2 separate regions of the Homo sapiens genome follow, and region 2 is linked to region 1. Evidence: read pairs that join two places in POLR2A ChIA-PET (ENCODE). Cell type or tissue: CD4-positive, alpha-beta T cell. All regions are shown on one strand. Links, peaks and the distances in the headings refer to the core of each region. The heading gives the core; the rest is flanking DNA.

The links. Peaks named below come from ENCODE experiments on the same cell type or tissue, not always from the same donor. Only the 100,000 strongest peaks of a DNase experiment are listed, where the experiment ranks them.
Region 2: POLR2A ChIA-PET joins it to region 1 with 10 read pairs; 4 of 35 experiments call an interaction of 5 or more read pairs at or near these places.

Annotation. Positions count from the first base shown.
Region 1 is chr5:109,916,485-109,927,822 of GRCh38, forward strand. No RefSeq gene overlaps it. Among named protein-coding and RNA genes, the nearest start is that of LINC01848, 39 kb to the left of the region's middle. In CD4-positive, alpha-beta T cell, for the core only: a CTCF peak has its summit at 7,568; DNase peaks (open chromatin) are centred at 5,467 and 6,237; H3K4me3 peaks cover 1,078 bases; H3K27ac peaks cover 2,470 bases.
Region 2 is chr5:109,816,988-109,828,325 of GRCh38, forward strand. MAN2A1 (mannosidase alpha class 2A member 1) reads left to right here. Exons shown (of 22, transcript NM_002372.4): 13 at 286-451; 14 at 2,682-2,900; 15 at 3,233-3,355; 16 at 6,736-6,850. Among named protein-coding and RNA genes, the nearest start is that of LINC01848, 61 kb to the right of the region's middle. In CD4-positive, alpha-beta T cell, for the core only: no CTCF peak of the experiment used is centred there; no DNase peak of the experiment used is centred there.

The DNA of each region.
Region 1 (11,338 bases), core at 1,224-9,223:
GCTTTGCTCTTAAGTGCCACATGGTGCTGCCCTCATTGAGGCAAAGCTGACCCAGGAAAATGAGCCTATAATTTAGAATGCTATGGCTCTTTTTAAAAGCAGCAATCATAACCCCTATGTATTATTGTAAACGTATGGCCCATTATTTCTGAGTCTGACCTGTAACCTCAAATGATGGTTGAAGAAGGAAACGAAACCCTTCGTGCTGAACAAGCATAGCACAAGCACTGACTTTTCTTTTGAAGTTAGGTCACTATGTAATGCACAGTGTTTAATTGATGCCTGATCAAATTCAAATCTCACTTGAATGTGGAAACTAAAGTTCTCTACAGTGAACTCTGAGGGATTTTGTCAACATGAGATAATTCTCTTCCAAGATAATGACTAAATTTAATCTCACAGAAGCCTGATAACAGATAATTCTCCTGACAGCCATGAGGCTGCTGGGCTTGTGTGTGAGTGGTGAGAAACTGAGCAGTGGACAGAAGTCCTGAAGTGTGGGATGCGAAGAAAATGGTGAGAAGAGAACAGGACATCTCCAGGGAAAAGAAGGCCCCAGTTAAACACTGCTGTGTCTGAGATAGGACTCTTAGAGCAAGCCTAGCTCTGCCAAAGGCATGTGCAAAGATGTTATTTCAAGTCCTAGAGACATTTCTGGGTGCATTTATTTCCATTTCTTGTTTTTTAATGCTTGTATTTCTCTTCCTAAAAATACTGCCCCTGTGATACAGTTAGGCTTTGTGTCCCCACCTAAATCTCATCTTGAATTGTAATCCCCATAATCCTCATAATCCCCACTTGTCAAGAGAGAGACCAGGTGGAGGTAATTGAATCATGGGGTGATTTTCCCTTATGGTGTTTTCAAGATAGTGAGTTCTCACGAGATCTGATGGTTTTATAAGGGCCCCTCCCCCTTGGCTTAGCACTTCTCCTTCCGGCTGCCTTGGGAAGAAGGTAAGAAGGTGCTTTGCTTCCCTTTTATCTTCCACCGTGATTATATGTTTCCCGAGGCCTCCTCAGCCATGCTGAACTGTGAGTCAATTTAACCTCTCTCCTTTATAAATTACCCAGTCTTGGGCCATTCTTAATAGCAGTATGAAAATTGACTAATACAGTAAATTGGTACCACAGAGAGTGTGGTGCTGCTATAAAGGTACCTGAAAATTTGAAAGCGACTTTGGAACTGGGTAACAGGCAGAGATTGCAACAGTTTGGAGGGCTCAGAAAAAGACAGGAAGATGTGGGAGAGTTTGGAACTTCTTAGAGACTTGTTGAATGGTTTGGGCCAAAATGCTGATAGTGATATCAACAATGAAGCCCAGGCTAAAGTGGTCTCAAATAAAGATGAGAAAATTACTGGGAACTGGAGAAAAGGTCACTCTTGCTATACTTTAGCAAAGAGACTGGCAGCATTTTGCCCCTATCCTAGAGACCTGTGGAACTTTGAACTTGAGACTTAGGGTATTTGGCAGAAGAAATTTCTAAGCAGCAAAATGTTCAAAAGGTGACCTGGATGTTTTCAAAAGTATTCAGTTTTATGCATTCACAAAGAGACGGTTTGGAATTGGAAGTTATGTTTAAAAGTCTGGAAAATTTGCAGCCTGATGATGCAATAGAAAAGAAAATCTCATTTTCTGAGGCGAAATTCAAACCAGCTGCAGATATTTGCTTAAGTAACGAGGAGCCAAATGTTAATTGCCAAGACATGGGGGAAATGTTTCCAGGGCATGTCAGAGACCTTTGCAGCAGCCCCTCCCGTCACAGGCCCAGAGGCCTTGTTCCTGGGCCTTGCTGCTTTGTGTAATCTTGGGACTTGGTGCTTTGCATCCCAGCTATGGCTAAAAGGGGCTAACTTACAGGTCAGGCCATTGCTTTGGAGGGTACAAGCTCCAAGCCTGTGGCTTACACATGGTGTTGAGCCTGCTGGTGCACTGAAGTCAAGAACTGAGGTTTGAGAACCTCTGCCTATATTTCAGAGGATATATGGAAACACCTGGATGTGCAGGCAGAAGTTTACTACAGGGGTGGAACCCTCATGGAGAACCTCTCCTAGGGTAGTGTGGAAGTAAAGTGTGGGGTCAGAGCCTCTGTTCAGAGTCCCTACTGGGGCACTGCCTAGTGGAGCTGTGAGAAAAGGGCCCTTGTCCTCCAGACCCTGGAATGGTAGATCGACTGACAGCTTGCACCATGCACCTGGAAAAGCTGCAGACACTCAATGCCAACCTGAGACAGCAGCCAGGAGGGGGCTATACACTGCAAAGCCACAGGGGCAGAGCTGCCTGAGGCCATGGGAACCTACCTCTTAGATTAGCATGACATGGATGTGAGACATGGAGTCAAAGGAGATCGTTTCAGAGCTTTAAGATTTGACTCTCCCATTGGATTTAGGACTTGTATGGGGCTTATGGCCTCTTTGTTTTGGTCAATTTCTCCCATTTGGAATGGGTATATTTACCCAGTGCCTTTACCCCCATTTTATCCAGGAAGCAAATAACTTGATTTTGATTTACAGAATCCTAGGTGGAAGGTACATGCCTTGTCTCAGTTGAGACTTTAGACGTGGACTTTTGGGTTAATACTGGAATGAATTAAGAATTTGGGGGACTGTTTGGAAGGCATGATTGGTTTTGAAATGTGAAAGGGACATGAAATTTGGGAGGGGCTGGAGGGAGAATGATATGGTTAGGCTTGTGTCCCCACCTAAATCTCATCTTAAATAGTAATCTCCATAATCCCTTGGTCCCCATGTGTCAAGAGAGAGACCAGGTGGAGGTAACTAAATCATGGGAGTGGTTTCCCTCATGCTGTTCTTAGGATGGTAAGTAAGTTCTCCCAAGATCTGATGGTTCTCCTGAGATGGGAGGTTTTCCCCCTTAGCTCAGCACTTCTCCTTCCTGTCACCTTGTGAAGAAGGTGCCTTGCTTCCCCTTCACCTTCCGCCATGATTGTAAGTTTCCTGAAGCCTCCCCAGCCATGCTGAACTGTGAGTCAATTAAACCTCTTTCCGTTATAAATTACCCAGTCTTGGGCAATTCTTTATGGGGGTATGAAAATGGACTAATACACCCTGGGAATTTGTTTCTCCTCCTTAGGACAAAACAAAAGATACAATATTTCCCTCATCCCGTGCTCCAGTCTAGAAACATTTGAGCCCAAATATCTATTGTCTGTGATGGATCCGGTGCAATGAAATTAGCCAATGACCAAGTCTCTAGATCCTTTTAAATTGACTTGTTAAATAAACTTTTATTGTAGGTTCAGAGGTACAGGTGCAAGTTTGTCATACAGGTAAATTGCATGTCACGGGGGTTTGGGGTACAAATTATTTCATCATCTAGCTAATAAGCATAGTATCCAATTGGTAGTTTTTTGATCCACTCCATTCTCACACCTTCCACCCTTATGTAGGCCCCAGTGTCTGTTGTCCTCTTCTTTGCATTCATATGTACTCAGTGTTTAGCTCTCACTTATAAGTGAGAACATGTGGCATTTGGTTTTCTGTTCCTGCATTAATTTGCTGAGGATAATGGCCTCCAGCTCCATTCTTGTTGCTACAAAGGACATAATCTGATTCTTTTTATGGCTGTGTAGTATTCTATGGTGCATATGTACCACATTTACTTTACCCATTCTACCATTGATGGGCATTTAGGTTGATTTCATGTTTTTGCTACAGTAAATAGTGCTGTGATAAACATATATGTGCACGCGTCTTTATAGTAGAATGATTTATATTCCTTTGGATATATATCCAATAATGGGATTGCTGAGCCAAATGGTAATTCTGTTTTAAGTTCTTTGAGAAATCATCACACTGCTTTCCACAATGGCTGAACTAATTACTTTGTCACCAGCAACGTATAGACATTCCCTTTTCTCTGCAATCTTGCCACTATCTGTTCTTTTTTGACCTTTTAATAATAGCCATTCTGACTGGTGTGAGATGGTATCTGATTGTGGTTTTGATTTGCATTTCTCTAATGATTGGTGGTGTTGAACATTTTTTCATATGCTAGTTGGCCACCTCTATGTCTTCTTTTGTAAAGTGAATTGAGCTATTTATTTATTTTTAAATATCCTCTTATTTGGACTCTGCTAGGTCCTGGCTTTGAATGGATTTTCTCTCTTTCTCTTCCTCCTCTACCACTGAGAGTGAGCAGGGTCCTCAAAAGCTGCCGGGCTCCTGGGGCATGTGGAAGGTTGTGCCTGCATGGATATGGAGAGTAGTGTTGGGGATGGGGATTGCTACCTTTCCGTCATTTAGGGCTTTTACCTGCAAAGGCCCATAGAGCTAGCTTTATTCAGAGTTTCATTGCAAAGCCTCATTTCTACTTTCCCCAACTCTTCTCTCAACCAGTCCTTGCCTCCAAGGACACCCATAGAGTCCTTGTGGTCATTTCTCGTGGTTATCAGCCTCCCATGGCTCATCCCTGCAGCTGCAGGAGGTTCGTGGTCCTGCCATTACCTCTTGCAGTTGGTTGGGGCTAGATCAGCCTTTTGGCTGCCAAGGGAGGAATCAGGAGCTGTTCCACATTTTGGGCTGAAGGAAAGACGTTGTAATTATGGATTGAAAGCCCCCACTGTTGGCATCACTGACTGCCCCCTAAGCAGAGGATTACTTAGAAATAGACAGCAGGGACACCCAGATGGACGTGGCTCACCCGACTTTTACTGGCTGACCGCGATCACCTTTTTCTGACCTTTAGAAAATGACAGAGTGCTGTGTTCTCCTGACTAAGAGTGTGACTACTGGGGAAGGGTGGCAGAATAATCATGCCCTGGGATGTTGCCATTTTATTATTTTTTTCTTTTTAATCTTAGCACACAATCCAGGAGTGTGCTAAAATGATTTGGACCCTATCCTTGAGGAGTTTAGGATATTGAAGGATGCAATATTAACACAGACATAATAATCGAGAACAACATAAAGGAGTCTATAATGGCTGCATAATTGTGTGCAATTGCCTGATGGGATAGTAGGAGGAGCCTTGAGGGCTGTGGGAGCCAAGAAAGCCTTCAAGAAAAAGTAACTTAAGCTGAGTCTTAGAGAATGTGCTGGATTTGAGTAGGGAGATGGAAGGGCATTCTAGGAGCCAAGACCAAAGGGGAAGGGACAGGAACTGTTTATTAGATGCTAAAGAAAGCAGTACAAACCTGAGGCATGGAAGGACAAGCTGGGAAGGTCTTTAACTGTTAACCCAGGTCCTGAAGCTCAGGGGTGAATCTGATCAGGTGTGAATCTCTTCTATGCCGAAGGTCCAGAGAGTGATTCCTCAAGGTCACAGAGCAGCCATGGTGCCAGATGCTGTGGTGTGTCTGTGCAGTCATAGGCTCAAAGCACTTCTCACTCAACCACATTGCATTTGCTCACAACTCATAACCCCTTTGAAGCTTGCCAAAACACAGGTGCACTTTTGTTTTGAAGACAAACTCTGAGAGCTGCTGATGGGACTTTTTGAGGCCACCATTGCTTCTGCAGCTGCTCATATGCTTCAAAGAACTGAGGCCTTAGCTGCAGGGGCAGGGGAGCCGTTGACTTCTGAGGTTTAGGTGGCAGGTGCCTTTTCTGCAGTCACTCCCTCCCTCTTTGGAAGCAGAGGGTGCTAGCCTCCTACAGAGAGGACTGTGAGCTCCCCCCTTGTCACGGATGGCCCTGCAGTGCCAAGTGCTGACAGGAGGTCGTGGCTGCTTTCAGCGGAGCATTAGCCCTAATAGGTTTGGCAGGATTTTAAAATAATCAAAACAAAGCAGGTTAGAAGGTTTGATGGGGGAGGTATGTGGTGACTGCTTGAGCTCAGATCACATGGTATGTCCAGCAGCCTGGCCCAGAACAGCTCCAAGGCCTGATGCCAAGGGTCTGGGCTGAACAGAAATCTGAAGTGGCTTTATCAGAGAAATTAGTGTGTGATTAGAGCTGAGAAGAGTCACGAGTCTTAACTTCTGTTTAGCACTCCAAGAATAAGGTGTCCCGTGTGGTGCCAAATTACTCCCTCTGGGCAGTCTAAAGCATGAGTGGGATGCTTATCCAGGGAGCACGGTGGAGGAAAGGTGTGGGGGCTGGGGGGAGGCTGTGGGGTGAAGAATGATGCAGTGCCATGGAGTAAGCTGTAGACAGACCTGCTTTGGCTTTGTTTGGGGGTGGGGCAGGGTGTGAAATACTTTCTGTACTGATTTCTATCCTGCGATCAGATACCTAGGACGTGTGTTAGAGCCAAGAAGAGACAGAACTTGACCACGTTGGGTATTGCTTGATTTTTTTTGTTTTTTAATGAGGTCTTGCTCTGCCTCTCAGGCTGGAGTACAGTGGTGCAATCAGCTCACTGCAGCCTCTGCCTCCTGGATTCAAGCAATCCTTCTGACTCAGCATCATGGGTAGCAGGGACTACAGGTGTGTGCCACCACACTCAACTTTTTTTTTTTTTTTTTGGTAGAGATGGAGTCTCCCTATGTTGCCCAGCCTGGTCCTGAACTTCTGACTCAAGTGATCCTCCTGCCTTGGCCTCCCAAAGTGCTGGGATTACAGGTGGGAGCAACCATATCTGGCTGGTATTGCATTTTTAATACAATTGGAATAGTATATTAAATATTTTTGAAGGAAAGAATAGACCTTCACTATGGTGGAAATGAAAGGAGTTACCCACCTCATTTTCCTTATGGTAGAACATTGTATTCCAGCCACCACAGGCACTCCAGCCTGTGGCTTTCGGTTGTGAATGACAGCCCACTGAAGTGACTTGTCCTTGCTATCTTTGTCCACAGCAATCCTTGGTTTTGCTCTCACTTTTGCCAGGGCCTCTCTTCTGCATCCTTGATGCCTTTGTCTTCCAACTCTGAATGTTTTTGGCAAGGACAGAGATGTTAAAAAGCTAGCAGGAGGGGCTGGTTCTGACAAAGGACAGGCAGACAGTGCACAGGTGGTGCACCCTAGCCTAACAAAGGCTCCTTTGCTCAGTGGTGGGGAAGAACTGCTGCGTGGCTTTGCTGGAAATCTGTCCCTGAAGCCTAGATGGGCCTAGCCCTCACCTGGCTAGGGATTGTCCCCAAAGCTCTTTTACTGCTAATTCAAGCAGAATGGAGGACTGACACTAAGAAAATAGGCTATCTATCTCATGAAACACCAGGGGAAGACATGTCTAGGTTTGGGACCAGCATCTTAAAGTGTTCAGAAAGTAACACAATTCCTCTCTCTCCCTCTGTCTCTGTCTCTCTGTCTTTATGTGTGTGTCTGTCTCTGACTTTTGAGGCTCTTGCTCTCCACTCGTCACTGTGTATCTGCTTTATTTTTCTCTTATTACACCAACTTTTGCTATTTCTTCAAGCACATGGCAGAAGACGGCTGCCTCTTATCTGGCAATTTTACAAAGCCCTCAACTCAGGCAAACAGTAGAGCTGTTCCTATCAGTGCCAACTCCAAATTCACAGAAAAAAATCTGATTAGTTTAGATTAAGTCAGAGAAGGTTAAAAGGGTTCTGAGGGAGGGATGTGATTGCCTGATTTCTGATCACAGTATATGCCTTAATGGTATACAGGCTGTCCAGAACAATTCCAAGACTATGGTCCTGGGGTGGCATGGTATGGATAGAAAGCTCACAAAATGTTCACATAGACAATTAATATGGCTGCCTGGACCCACATGTACTAGAGCTCAGAGAGGCATATGTGTGCAGGTACATGCTCACACATGTGTATGTGTGAAGCATGCATGTGTGGTCTTATGGTTGGGTAGAGACCCCTTAAAGTGCCTATCACATCAGATAGAAGGATAGATTTCTAGATAGAAGAAATTTGGGCCCATCTGTTATCTAGAAATTTCTTTTGTTGAAGGCTTCTTCCTGCTGTGTACTTCGGCAAAGTTCCTCATTAACATGGCCCTCCTGAATTGGGAGATTTGGTCCCAGATTCTCTAATCATCCTCTGTCTTCCCAGGGTGGAGAAGCTGATATATGCTGGGGAGTCTTTTGCGAATTTACATTTCCTTTAATATGCATTGGGCACAGATGGTTACCAGGTTGTCTCCGATTCATAAGTCTTCTTTCATCAAGGGCCGATCAAAATTTAGTGCAAGCAGGTTTAAAGGGACAAGCTTTTAGGCTTGGAAATGTGCATATAAATAAAAATGTTGCTGTAGCGGCTCCATTGTTAATGAAAGAAAAATGATCCATGTCCTCTTCCTGGATAACGGAGTCTCTGAATATATTTATTTCAAGATTTAGGTGCTGAGGGAACCGGCCACAAATCATAGAGCAACCATTAATGAGCCTCTGTCCCTACCTGTTTAGCTTATTAACTGCCTGTTACCTACAGTTCTATATCCCACTTGGGGACAGAAAATGGATGCATCAGCAATGCAAAGGCTGAAAAACACAGAAGTTAATCAAAAGCACATGGGAGCCTGGAAATGTAATCAGAAGATATGGGCTGGTTGTTTATTGGGGTACTGGGAGGTGGCTGGGAGGGAGGATCTGGTGCTGTCTGATATGAGATTTGGCTAATTAAATCCCCCTGTCCTTTAGTCAGTGTCCTCTCCACTCTGTGCAAGCTGTGGACATGAAAGGAATAGTCCCTGCCCTCAAGGAACCTACATGCTAATTGTGAGGCATGCTCTACATGCTGGAATCACAGAAAGCAAACTCAGGATAGCGCTGTAGAGGCTACATGAACCATTGTTAAAGTACTAAAAAATGGTAGATTGTTACACAGTAGAAAGAGCTTAGCTGAGAGAGAGGAGGTCTTGGATTTTGCTTTGGTTCTATGATATGACAGTGGCTGTGTCATTCACCTTTTCCCATCTTGATTTTCTGATAAAATAAGAGTTTGACCTGGATCATTGACTAAGGGTATTCATGAGAAGCACTTTAGGTATTCATGAAATTGGAGTAAAGACCGGAAGTTACTGAGATTTCAGGAACCTTCTTTTGGCTACTTAGCAAAGTAGAAGTTTTAATTCATAGAGAAGAAAGATGGAGCCACCCTTGGCAGGGACCCTTGTGTACATCAGGGTGTGTGTATGTGGAGGGAATGGCCTGCCTTGTGGGCATGAGAGCCAATAAAAGAGGGGAGTGGGTATCAATCACAAGCACAGAGATGGGCAGAACCAACTAGGCAGGTAGGCAAACCAGAGTTCAACACCAAAACCAACAGCTATGTTCTTTAACCCGAATATTCAGAAATCTTCTCAGTTACTTCCTAACTTGAAGGCAAAATTCTACTAAAAGCAGCAACAGTCTTTTAAAAGTAATTTGAAGACACAGATAAAAAACAGAAAACTAAAAAGCCTTGGCTCCATGATTAATTAAAAGGATCAGCTCAAATTTACAAAATTGCTTTAATAAAAGAAAACACAAAATCGCATACATGTGCCTCCATATGTTAATGATGGCTATTTTTCTTTGTTTTTCTGCTGCTGCTACAGCCATGTCCCATCTATCACTTGGTTTCGGGCATCATAATCAATTGACTTTACCATAAACAACATGTTGTACATGCAGCAACTGATAACAGCATTTAACTTGACACAGGGTAAAACCTCCCTCTTTTTTATTCTTCCAGTCTCTCAGAAGACAGAAAGAATAGCCTTGAATTAATTCCTTACTTATTGAGCCAAGCACGCATTTTCTTATGAACTTTACTGGGGCAGAGAAGTGCAGTCCAGCAGTTAATCCTACCAGATAACTATACCCACTGTGATGAAGCTCTGTAGGAACCCGTTATCCTGATGTCCAGAACAGTGCTTGGCACACAGTAGGCACTCAATGGCTGTATGTCCATCAGATCAATACTCCTAATTTTAGTTTCTCTGATAAGTGGTAAATTTCATGGAGAATTGACAATCAATCTTTACCCATGGAAGGGATATTTTTACATATGGAAGATAGCAAATCTTTTTTGTGGATTGAAAATAAGTAAATACGCAGAAGATCTCTTAGTGACTGCTACTGAATTGACACCCAACACCTTGTGAATTAACTGATTTTCTTCTATTCTCTAAACACGATGACTGAAGCTCATGGCACATTGAATGCTTACAGTCAGTTGGCTGGTCAGCCTTATGTTCTTGTTCTTCCCTAGGTTGGCTGTATGCTTGTATGTGTACCAAGAGCTAATTGTGTTTGTTTCCAAATCTCTTCCTTCCAGTTATCTTTAAAACTGTAATTATAGAATTAATTAAATACTACATAAACTGATGATATATATGAGTCATTTCTATGAAAAATAAGTTGAATGTTCTGAAGAAATTCAACGAAATTTCTTGTGATTAAAGAGTTTATATTGCATCAGCAGACAAGATATCTGTAAATGATGGAAAAGAATGTAAACATCTAGACAAAATATACTTTCAACTTTAAAGAAATGAAACCTGGAAATAATTGGCGATGGGTGTGCTTAACGCAAGAAAGACAATGTACAACTCCAATTGGCAAATGCCTACTCAAAGAATACTTAAGGATTCAAGGGAAAAGAAATATTTCAGCCATGTATGCATTGTTTTTGACAATAGTTTGCTCTTTTTACAAACATTTTCAATTAACAGTAAACAATTTTTCATGACTGGTAGGTAGCATGAGTTCTACTAAAAATAATTTAATGCTTTCAGAAAGAATTAAGGCTACACAAAATCAGCAGTGTAACTTGGCAGTGAAAGCACAATGATTGGGGGTTACAACCCTGGAAACTGCAACAATATGGGAACTTAGTGGAGTACTTCCAAGTGAAATGTGACCCATAGTCCCAGCTACTAGGGAGGCGGAGGCAGGAGAATCACTTGAACCTGGGAGCCGGAGGTTGCAGTGGGCCAAGATCGCGCCACTGCACTCTAGCCTGGGCGACAGAGTGCGACTCTGTCTTAAAAGAAAAAAAAAATGTGACCAAGGTCAGTGTTCTCCTCATGGAGGGGATGGTGCTTTCAGTTAACAAACCTATCTTACAATCAGCTAGTTATTTGTCTTATACATGGTGCACGCTCTCTCTTTCTCTGTGTTTCTCTTTTTTTCGTAATGTTTTGTAAAATGTTTATTCTGAAAAAACTTCAAACTTACTGAAAGTCAGAAAGTTGCAAGTGTAATGTAATTAACTTCCATATGCCCTTTACCTAGATTCACCAATGTTAATGTTATACAATCCTTGCTTTCTCTTTCTCCACCTCCCCTCCCCCTCCAACAGTCTCCTTCTCCTTCTTCTCCCTATTACTATTACTGTTAGCTTTGCTAAATGATTTGAGAGTAAATTGTAAATGTCACGAATTTTATCTCTAAATACTGTGTGTCTCTCTTAAAAACAAGGATTACAAACAACGGAAATTTATTTCTCACAGTTCTGGAGTTTGGGAGGTCGAAGATC
Region 2 (11,338 bases), core at 2,139-10,138, 99 kb before region 1:
TATTATGAAGGGTTTGGAAAAAATTAGCCAGATGTAGTAGCATGCACTACACCTGCTACTCCCAGCTACTCAGGAGACTGAGGTGGGAGGATTGCTTGAGCCCAGGAGGTTGAGACTGCAGTGAGCTATAATCTCCCCACTGCACTCCAGCCTGGGTGACAGAGTGAGACGCTATCTCAAAAATATATATGTATATGTATATGTATATGTATATCTACATGTATATGTATATGTAAGAAGTAAAAATATTTTGAGATCCCAATAATGAAGCAGCTGTTTTTGCAGGTACCTTGTGGTCTATAATCCTTTAGAACAAGACCGAATCTCGTTGGTCTCAGTCTATGTGAGTTCCCCGACAGTGCAAGTGTTCTCTGCTTCAGGAAAACCTGTGGAAGTTCAAGTCAGCGCAGTTTGGGATACAGCAAATACTATTTCAGAAACAGCCTATGAGGTATGTTGTAGCCATAGAACTTAAGGAGGCATTGTAAAACAAACCTAGCCAGTATATAATTTGTGTATGTACAGTAGCCCCCATTTAGCCATCATGTTGGTGTATGTGAGGTGATGAAAGTTGTAAATACCAGAGAGTTTAACTGGTGGGTCAAATGACACTAAAGGAAAAATGATCCTGTGTTCCCTAAAATGTTAATTTCTTTGTTAGTATATATATTGTATCTTATTATATGTTGTTCATATGTATATTGTATATCTTTGTAAGGATGCATACTGTTTATTCTAAGGTAATGCAGTAATTATTACTCATAAAATTTTGAATGTTTTGCTCTAAGTGAATTTAATGATAATTATGCATATCGAAAGTGAGATAAATACCACCCTTAGTAACTTTGGATAGTTTTAGGTTTTCATTGCAAAGGTGACATAACACACCATGGAAGAGAAATGCCCTAAAATAATTAAGATGCTTCTTTTGTGAGATATAATTGTGGAAAATCTGTGCTCAAGTTAATAGGTATTTTTTGTGCCAAAGTTTCTTAAAATAAGCAATATTAAACTGATCACTGTACCACTAGAAAGGTTAGACTTTTAAAATCTGGAATGTCATTTAAACGGCATTTCTGGAGATACAGCCATAAACTAGGAACTCTAAGAATTGTTTCTGCTTGACAGAAGCTATTGCTAGCTACTTTTATTATTATTATTATTATTTTTGAGACAGAATTTCGCTCTTGTTGCCCAGGCTGGAGTGCAATGGCGCGATCTCGGCGCACCGCAACCTCTGTCTCCCGGGTTCAAGTGATTCTCCTGCCTCAGCCTCCTGTAACTGGGATTACAGGCATGTGCCACCACGCCTGGCTAATTTTGTATTTTTAGTAGAGAGGGGGTTTCACCATGTTGGTTGGGCTGGTCTCAAACTCCTGACCCCGTGATCCACCTTCTAGCTACTCTTAAATATGCATCATCTTTTAGATAGAAAGGTAAACTATAATAAAAATTTTGGTCAGATTTTACAGGAAGCTTTCCATCTAGAAAATGGAACAGCAACAGCTCCTGGAAAGCAGGGGTCATGTCTTAAACTGTGTGCATCCCCCATGCTCTGTTCAGTGTCTGCTGAACCTCAAGCATTTGATGGCTAATGCTAACTTGTTTAATATTTATATTATGTTTATCATTTTTATTAACCGAAATATCATAATATTGCAAAAAAAATTAATAATTAGGAAATGGCATTGTTGTAAAGCCCTTACATTCATGGAAAATTTCCTTCTCTAGGCATTCTAGAGTACAGCCAAACAATTGAGAATGATCATACAGGTTCACATATTGGATAAAAACATTAGTGCTTTTGATAGGCCTACCAACTTTAGGTTATTAGGTTCTCTGGATAAACTGAGACATGTATGGTTTACCCATAAGATATCAAACATTTATAGAATATTGTTACACAGCCATGCCTTGGTATCTGTAGAGGACTGGTCCCAGGACCCTCTGGGGATAACAAAATCTATGGATGCTCAAGTCCTTTATATAAAATGGCATAGTACAGATGATCCCTGACTTACAATGGCTCAACCTAGATTTTTCAATTTTATAATAGCGTGAAAGTAATGTGCATTCAGTAGCAACCGTACTTCAAGTACCCATACAACTATTCTATTTTTCGCTTTCAGTATAGTATATAATAAATTACATAAGCTATTTATATTTAGTATAAAATATGATTTGTGTTAGGTGATTCTGCCCAACTGTGGGCTAATTTAAGTGTTCTGAGTACATGAAAGGTAGACTAGGCTAAGCTATGATTTTGGATAGGTTAGGTGTATTAAACACCTTTTTGACTTACGATATTTTCAAATTCTAATTGGACATAACCCAATCATGAGTTGAGGAGCATCTGCATTTGCATATAACCTGCACACATCCTCTTGTGTATTTTAAATCATCTCTAAATTACTTGTAACATCTGATACAATGTAAATGCTATGTAAATAGTTATTATACTATAGTTTTTATTTGTATTTTTTGTTTTTTGTTTTTTTTTCAAACATTTTTTATCTGTAATTGGTTGAAACTGTGGACATGGAACCTGTGGATATGGAGGGCCAACTGGATTCTCTTTTTAAAAAATATGATAGTTTGTTGGTTTTACCAAAAATATAAATGGTTTGCCTCTCAGTAGATAACATTTATCTTTAATAAATTCCCTTCCCTATCTTTTAAAGATCTCTTTTCGAGCACATATACCGCCATTGGGACTGAAAGTGTATAAGATTTTGGAATCAGCAAGTTCAAATTCACATTTAGCTGATTATGTCTTGTATAAGAATAAAGTAGAAGATAGCGGAATTTTCACCATAAAGAATATGATAAATACTGAAGAAGGTATAACACTAGAGAACTCCTTTGTTTTACTTCGGTTTGATCAAACTGGACTTATGAAGGTATGTTCTGAATAGTTCTAAAATTCATAGAATGCTTATCATTTTTGCTACAATGTGTGTAGATTAATTAGGCAAAAGGGGAAAAAAGTCTTAAGTAGAGCTGTATCAAATACTCTTGAGTAAAAGGAAGCATGAGCTTTTTGCACCTTCATTGACCACTTGCTGCTCACATGTATAGTCTGTGGGTGGCGCTACTCCGTGGTCTGTGTGTCACTGGTCCACCAGATAAGTACAGAAATTATTTTTTTAAATTGTCATATACATAGAACCAGATGCAACATGCTTAACATCTTAGTGGTGAGTTGCTTATTATTATTTTTTTTAATCTTTAGCAAATGATGACTAAAGAAGATGGTAAACACCATGAAGTAAATGTGCAATTTTCATGGTATGGAACCACAATTAAAAGAGACAAAAGTGGTGCCTACCTCTTCTTACCTGATGGTAATGCCAAGGTAAGTGGTACTGATGAGATGACAAATGGAATAAACACTTATTGAAAGAGTATTGAGGAAAAAGATAAGTGAGTGTCATTATTTTATCATCTGTTGATTTATTAGGGATAGATGAACTTTTGGTTGCAGTATTATCTATCACCTTATTGATACTTAGCAATTTGTAGTCGAAAGTTAGATAAATGGTTGGGCGCAGTGGCTCACACCTGTAATCCCAGCATTTTGGGAGGCCAAGGAGGGTAGATTGCTTGAGCTCAGGAGTTCAAGACCAGCCTGGGCAACATGGCAAAACCCCTTTTCTACAAAAAATACAAAAATTAGGCATGGTGGCCTGCACCTACAGTCCCAGTTACTCAGGAAGGCTGAGGTGGGAGGATGGCTTGAGCCCGGAAGGCAGTTGCAGTGAGCCAAGATCACGCCACTGCACTCCAGCCTGGGTTGACGGAGCAAGACCCCGTTAGATAAATAGTTTTTTAGAGTTGGAATTTGTTAAGATGCTACAATGAACAATGTTCAGTTAGGATAAACAATGAACATGGGAAGAAACTAGATTTTACGTAGAGTTAGGGAGCTTTATATGTATGCATTTTATACAGACACAAAACCTCTAGCCGTATGGGAAAAATAGATTTTCCACTGGACCATTTTTCTCCTTAACTTTCAGCCCTTTAAAAAACAAATCTTTCTCACTCTTGACTATAAAGGTAGTAATACGCAAACTCTGGCACATTTTGAAAATGCCAGAAACTAAAGAAAACATTAAAATTTACCAACAGGTGCACAATCCCATGAAAACCATTGCCAACATTTGGATGTATTTCTTATTGTCTTTTATTTTATGCATATCCTTTTCTCCCCGTTCTCAAGTCTTGACTTATTGCATGTACATATTTTGTTTTTCATTTGTGACAGTGCTCACAATCTGATGGTATGTTTTTTAAAAATCCAATTTTAATATATACTGTTGTGTTTAAGATGTTGCTTATATTCTTTTTCTCCCGATTCTTCACTACCATAACATTGTAATAAGCTTTCTTTGTAGCATTCAAAAAGAATGCTACAATGCAATTCTGATTAATTGCTGAGAATAACTTTCTAGAAGAGTCATTTTGTATCAGTGTCTGAAGTCTTTTAAGGACTTTTGCTGTGTACTGCTTATCTTCCCTCTAGAAAGACTAGGTAAATGTTCAATCCCACCAGCATTTTTTGAGATTAACTCTAAAATCCCACTCCAAGCACTGAGAATTGGCCATATTACAAGCTTTGCCTATAATAGTAAGTTAGTAGAAAAATATTTTTCTGTTAAGATTTTTGTGGTTACTAGTAAGGTTGAACGTTTTTGTACCTTCATTTATCTTTCATATTTCTTTTGTGATTTTCCTATTTCTATTCTTTGACTGTTTTTCTGTTGGTGTGTCCTGATGATCTCTGAGCACTCTATATGTGGTAAAATTAATCCTTTTCCCTATATGTTGTAAAATTTTTCTTATTGTGTCATTTAGTTTGTTAATTATTTTATTGTATTTCTCATTTATAGTGGTTTTAAATTTTTGTGTAGTCATTTCTTTTTTTTCTGTAGAGTTTCTTCCTTTGCTTTTATACCTTTATAGGTTTTCTATACCTCAAGATCAGTGAAATGTTATCCTAATTATTGTCTTGTTAGCTAGGGACCTATCTCCTGAAAAAGTTACTTTTGTTCCACAAGTTATGAAACCTGCTAACTAAAATCCAATACTGGATTTTAAGGGATTGTGTAGGCTACAGTAAGGACTCTAGGTTTTTTGTTTGTTTTTGTTTTTGGTTTTTTTTTTGGCTGTTTGGGGTTTTTCTTTTTTTTTTTTTTTAAGTCAGTGAAGAATTAAAGACAAACTACAACTCATATGAGGCATTCCAGGATGGGCAGTGAGTCCCAAATATGAGCTGTTTCAGTGTTTTCTCATTCACCAGCTTTTGTCATTGGACATTTTATTTTGATTGACTGTATTTATACTTAAAAAAGTAGTTGTGCTATAGAATTTCATGCGTAGATACCAATAACTAATTTATTTAAAACCATTTTATCTTTAAATAGCTCTAATGTCAGATAGAAAGATAAAACAATTGTCATTTTTACAGAGAGAAAATAAAAAACATCAGGGAAAGAGGCAGTCTAGTGCATCAGAAAAAGGCAAGAGCCCAGAACTCATCATCCCAGGTTCTCATCCCCTCCCTCACTTTCTAGCTATTTGGTAATTAGGTACAAGAAATTTGTAAACCATTAAGCATTTTAATAACTCCAGAAAATTTTCCCTAGCCAAAGAGGTAAATTTGGAAGAAAATTACACAATTCTGAAAAAAAAATTTTTTTTTTTTGGAGACGGAGTCTTGCACTTTCACCCAGGCTGGAATGCAGTGGCGCGATCTCAGCTCACTGCAAGCTCCGCCTCCTGGGTTCACGCCATTTTCCTGCCTCAGCCTCCCGAGTAGCTGGGACTACAGGCACCCGCCACCAAGTCTGGCTAATTTTTTGTCTTTTTAGTAGAGACGGGGTTTCACCATGTTAGCCAGGATGGTCTCGATCTCCTGACCTTGTGATCCGCCCACCTCGGCCTCCCAAAGTGCTAGGGTTACAAGGCGTGAGCCACGGCGCCTGGCCGAAAATCTTACACTGTTTAAGTAGTTCATATTGCAAGCCTAACTTTCTATGCTATTGTTGAGCTAAGGTATCTAATACTTTAAAAATATAATTACTCATAAATGTTTTAAATTTGCTTCCATGTCACATAAGTTATGTGCTTTATTACCATTTTTTAAAATTTAAATAAAAACTAAACTAGTGGTTTCCAAGTAGTTTTTTCAAGTTTGTGAATTTATATTCAGCTAGTTCTTTCAAGTAAAAGGACAGAATGTTTTATAGTTTAGTAAACCGAGCTATGATTAAACTATGTTTCTGAATCCTGCTTTCAGTTTGCTTAGATGACTCCCTGTAGTCATCCTTGCCACCTGTCCCAAACCCTGAACATTAGGGGGCTGGGACCATGGTTATAATAATTATTTACCTGGGAAAATGTAACTTCTGTAGAATGATTGCTGTTTCTAATAAGTAACTATATGGACAAATAGAAGGATTTTAGTTAGAAATTTGTATAGCTGGGAGGAATGCTTTCTAGACCAGTGAAGTTGTAAACATTTTTATTTCCTATTTTCAGCATTTTTAAAAATAAAAAACACGTTCAGTTTTTATCACATGCATATTTTGTTACCTTGTAAGATCTGGTTTACACTTAAAATTGCAAATATCAGGTGATACGTATTTTCTATTTTTGAAACCATAATAAACATATTCTTTTAAAAGTTTGGAAGCCAAAATATTTTTCTTAAATATATTATTTTCTTTTCAGCCTTATGTTTACACAACACCGCCCTTTGTCAGAGTGACACATGGAAGGATTTATTCGGAAGTGACTTGCTTTTTTGACCATGTTACTCATAGAGTCCGACTATACCACATACAGGGTAAGAAAATAGGAATGCAGTTATGAAACATATGTATTATGGTTTTTGAATTCTTGCTTTTCTTATGCCATTCTTAAATTAACAGTTGGTTTTTGTAGATGATGTTTTTCTAAACTTGACATTTTTAATATGATTTAAAATATGAAACTTACCCTTTGATAATAAAAAATGGTAAAACGTTTCAATCCCTACATATACATGTTCCTCTGTATATCTTCTCTTAATTGTTGCCATATTGGTCTTGAGCTCATTAACTGGTAACTTTATTTTTAACACCTGAAAACAATACAGTGTTTTGATTTTATGAAATGGAAATTATATTAAATACGACTTTCAGTTAATAGACCACACACATATATGGGGCCTGCTTCCTTAAATATAGCCTGTATCACTGGAATGTAACTTTAAGAGAAAAATGTTCTAAGCTGGTTCTATTTGTTTACAGCTCTTTACCCAGTAGAGTATAAAACCTAGCAATTGTTTATCATTTTTAGAACAGTATTGAGCAGCATCTTTATGAACCCAAGTGATAGGAAATAGGCTTTTGATCCTTTTGAGAACTTAACCCTGGGCAATGGAACTGATTCCATGGGGTCTGAGTGGAGCTGTGGTTTCCAAAGACTTGCACATTTAGGTTGGTTGATTTAGAATTCATTGTTTGTAGAATGGTGTGCTTTTCCAACTACAGATTTAATCCTAATAACCAGGGTATTTACCATATTATCAACACTCTTAGAAAAAGACCTCATAAAAATGCCATTTAAATTTATCTTTGCTGTTAGCTAAGTTGAACAAATTAGAAAAGAAAAAATACTATTTCCCTGAATCTTCATACAGGTAAAAAATAAAGGATTTCACAAACTAAAGATAAATGTATAGGTAGGCACGGTTTCCTTTTTAGGTATTGTGGGAAAGCAAAGGGATACTATGTTCAGGGAATCTCTTAAATCACAGAAGTTCAATTTTCTGATTTCATAGTTAAATTTAATTTTGCTTTTATTTAACTTTTTTATTAACTTCAAATTTCATTAGTATTTGCTTTTTGTTAGAATTTCAGGTATGGACAAACTTTCTCATGCAACTTCTTTAGGTAATAATATGATAGGTTTTTCAGAATAACCCATGATTCATAGGATGAATCAAGAAGTAAAAGTTCTCTGGCAGGTGGGAAAAATAATGCTAGACACTAATTTTGTGTCCTAAATGTGACTTCTGAAGTTATCTGTGATCACTTTGCTACCTACAGGAAAACCTGTAGTTCTGAAATAATCTTCTATTGAGTTTCTCAAAACTTCTGGTAAGTCAGAAACTGTTTTTGATCATCTGTTTGTACTCTTGTGTAAGCCATTATTTAATACCCCTGAGAGCTCTAAGTTACATCTTCAACTTTATAGCATTACCCCACAGAAGATATGCTGATCTATTTTTAAGTTTGCTTTAAACTATTGTTTTTTAGTGGAAAAGTTTTTCCTGGAGTACAACATGGCACACACTTTGGCACAAACTTGTGTCATCAGGTTTGATTTACCATTGTTTTTCATCAGTTATATTTAGAGATGGGCTATGTCTCAGAGGAAATGCTGTAGCAACTCTTCCTAAAATTCCAACTTCTCAATCAGGTATATTTGCATAATTGCTTTTGCTTTTATTTAATTATGTCACTGTATCTTCTGGGTTTTCCTTGGATTATCCAGGACCTCTAGTTCTCACATCATAGGGCAGTTTGTGTAGACTAGATGGCCCTGTTCTGCTGCTAGTGGCTGTAGCTTAGTGCTTGACTTGGAAATTAATAGGCTCTGACTTGCCTATTTACTTATTTGAGCAAACTACACTCATCAGAACTAAATGCTTGTCATTTTTCCTTTCCCCCTCTCTTCCTGTTTCCCTCTGGGCAGTGAACTGTCCAGTGGCTAATAGTGTTAAGCAGGAGCCCGGGCCACTGAGGTTTGACTGGCTCCTGGCCTTCCAAAGGGGCTCTCAATGTAGCCCATTTCTATTTGCTGGTCTTGCCTCTGCCTCTTTTCTCTTTTTTATTCTTTAGTTTTCTTTCTTTCTTTCCTTCCTTTTTTTTTTTTTTTTTTTTTTTTTTGACAGAGTCTCGCTCTATCGCCCAGGCTGGAGTGCAGTGGAGCGATCTCGGCTCACTGCAGCCTCTGCCCCACTGGTTCAAGGATTCTCCTGCCTCAGCTTCCTAGGTAGCTGGGACTACAGGTGTACACCACCACGCCTGGCTAATTTTTCTATTTTTAGTAGGGATGGGGTTTCGCCATGTTGGTCAGGCTGGTCTCGAACTCTTGACCTCAGGTAATCCACCCGCCTTGTCTTCCCAAAGTGCTGGTATTATAGGCATGAGCCACTGCACCTGGCTTGATTTTCTTTTTTCATGTGTTTCCTTTCTAGATTATTTGTCTTCTCTTCCTTGGTGTTCTCGGGCATATGAAAAAAATAATAAATGATGGATAAATAAGTGTAATGCAAACTTAGAGCGCCTCACTGATGAGTTTTACAGTAGTTGCCTGGATTAAATGAGAAGCCGTCATATATAAACTGGACGTAACCTGTAAATCTTTTTTCATTCTAGTCCGGATCATTTTTTTTTTCAACATGAAAGCAGTTGGTAGGAAATAGAGATACCAGAATCACCTGAAATGCTTTCTTCCAAACTATATACCTTCCCGTGTTTGTATTTGAGCTCCTCTTAACAAATCTCCCTCTGGGAAAAGATAAGCCCGGTTGTGGAGAGAGTCTTTCCTTAGTAATCTTCATGACTCACCTGTCTCTCCTGTTTTTCACATACCATTGCCTGAACACTCGGGTTGTCTCAATCCTGGCTGATTGTGGTTTTAATGAAATCACTAATCAAGGCCCATGATAGATATACGAAGTCTTCAGGGTATTTGGCTCTATCAGCGTTCACGCTGCCTGAAAGGGTGATCAGTCTTCAGGGATCTGTTATTTAGTGCCAAGTCTTCCTTATTAAGAAATACTGGAAAGTTGTTTAACATTCTAAACTTTGGCCTCCTGTAAATCAGACACCTGGATGATTGATCAAAATGCATAGACAAAATGTGGCTTTTCATTTTAGATGCAAAGGAAACGTCAGCCAACTTCCATGCTGTTGTAGATTGGCTTTTAGCTAGTATTGCATAAAATAACAAAAAATATTTATTCTTGAATTTAATTTACTAAACTAGTTTTGGATATATGCTACTTTTGTCCCCCTTAAACCAACCAGATGCAGTTATTTGCATGAGTATTAATGAATAGAGCCTATTTGTTGTTAGTACCAGATTTTCAATCCAGGAAGAAATGAGGGTTTGGGGAGAGAGACTATTAATGTTTTATGATTACATACTGTAATTGTATTAGGTTACTAAACCAGTTAATTATACAAAAGATTTTGTAATCTCAGCAACAAGGAATAAAGAAACAGAAAATGAGTTAGTATTAAAGATTGTCTTTGTTGGGTGTCTATTTTTGTTAAACCTTACAAATCCAATTTAAAAACTAAACTAACGCATACCTGACAAAATATTCTTACATTTCTCAGTCTCTACTTTAGTTGTTCTTTGACCCTTTTCTCCCCAAAGTAACTATTGCCCAAATTAAGCTTCAGGAGAAAACAAAATCAAGAACGACAAGCAACATTTCCAAAATTATATAAACTTTTTGGTCCTTAATGATTTTGAAACAGAGTTGAGAGGCCGTATAGTTCAACCTACTTTTGTTTTTGGTTTGGTATTTAACTTTTGTTTCTCTATCTGCATTCTCTCCAGATTCTGAAAATGATCAGAAGTGCAGTTGAAGGGCTCTCTCTTTCTTAACATCTTTTAAACTAATAAAAGAACACTCTGTTTTCCTTTTCATTATCGTTCAGACATCGCATTCAAAAGGTTTCTAAAAATACTAAATTAGAAGAAATCTTGTGCTCACTAGCCTTAAAAGCTCTACAAGATCAGAGCAGTTCAGAATTTCTAATGAAGGCGTGGCACGGTGGCTCACACCTGTAATTCCAGCACTTTGGGAGGCCAAGGCAGGCGGATCACAAGGTCAGGAGATCAAGACCATCCTGGCTAACAAGGTGAAAGAAACCCCGTCTCTACTAAAAATACAAAAAGTTAGCTGGGTTTGGTGGCACGTGCCTGTAATCCCAGCTATTCGGGAGACTGAGGCAGGAGAATCGCTTCAACGCAGGAGGCGGAGGTTGCAATGAGCCGAAATAGCGCCACTGTACTCCAACCTGGGCAACAGAGCGAGACTCTGTCTCAAAAAAAAAAAAAAGAAAAAAAGAAAAAAAATTTCTAATGAAATATATTGTTTTGCCCATGTCAGGTTTAATAAATCCATTTTATAGCACCCATAATTTAATGAAATGCAATTTATTTCATTTGTAGAAAATAACACTCTTCTGGGGGAAAAGTTGAGGGAGGTGGGAATTAATTTTTCTTGCAGTATAATCATCTTTCATTTAATTGAAGCTTTAAACAT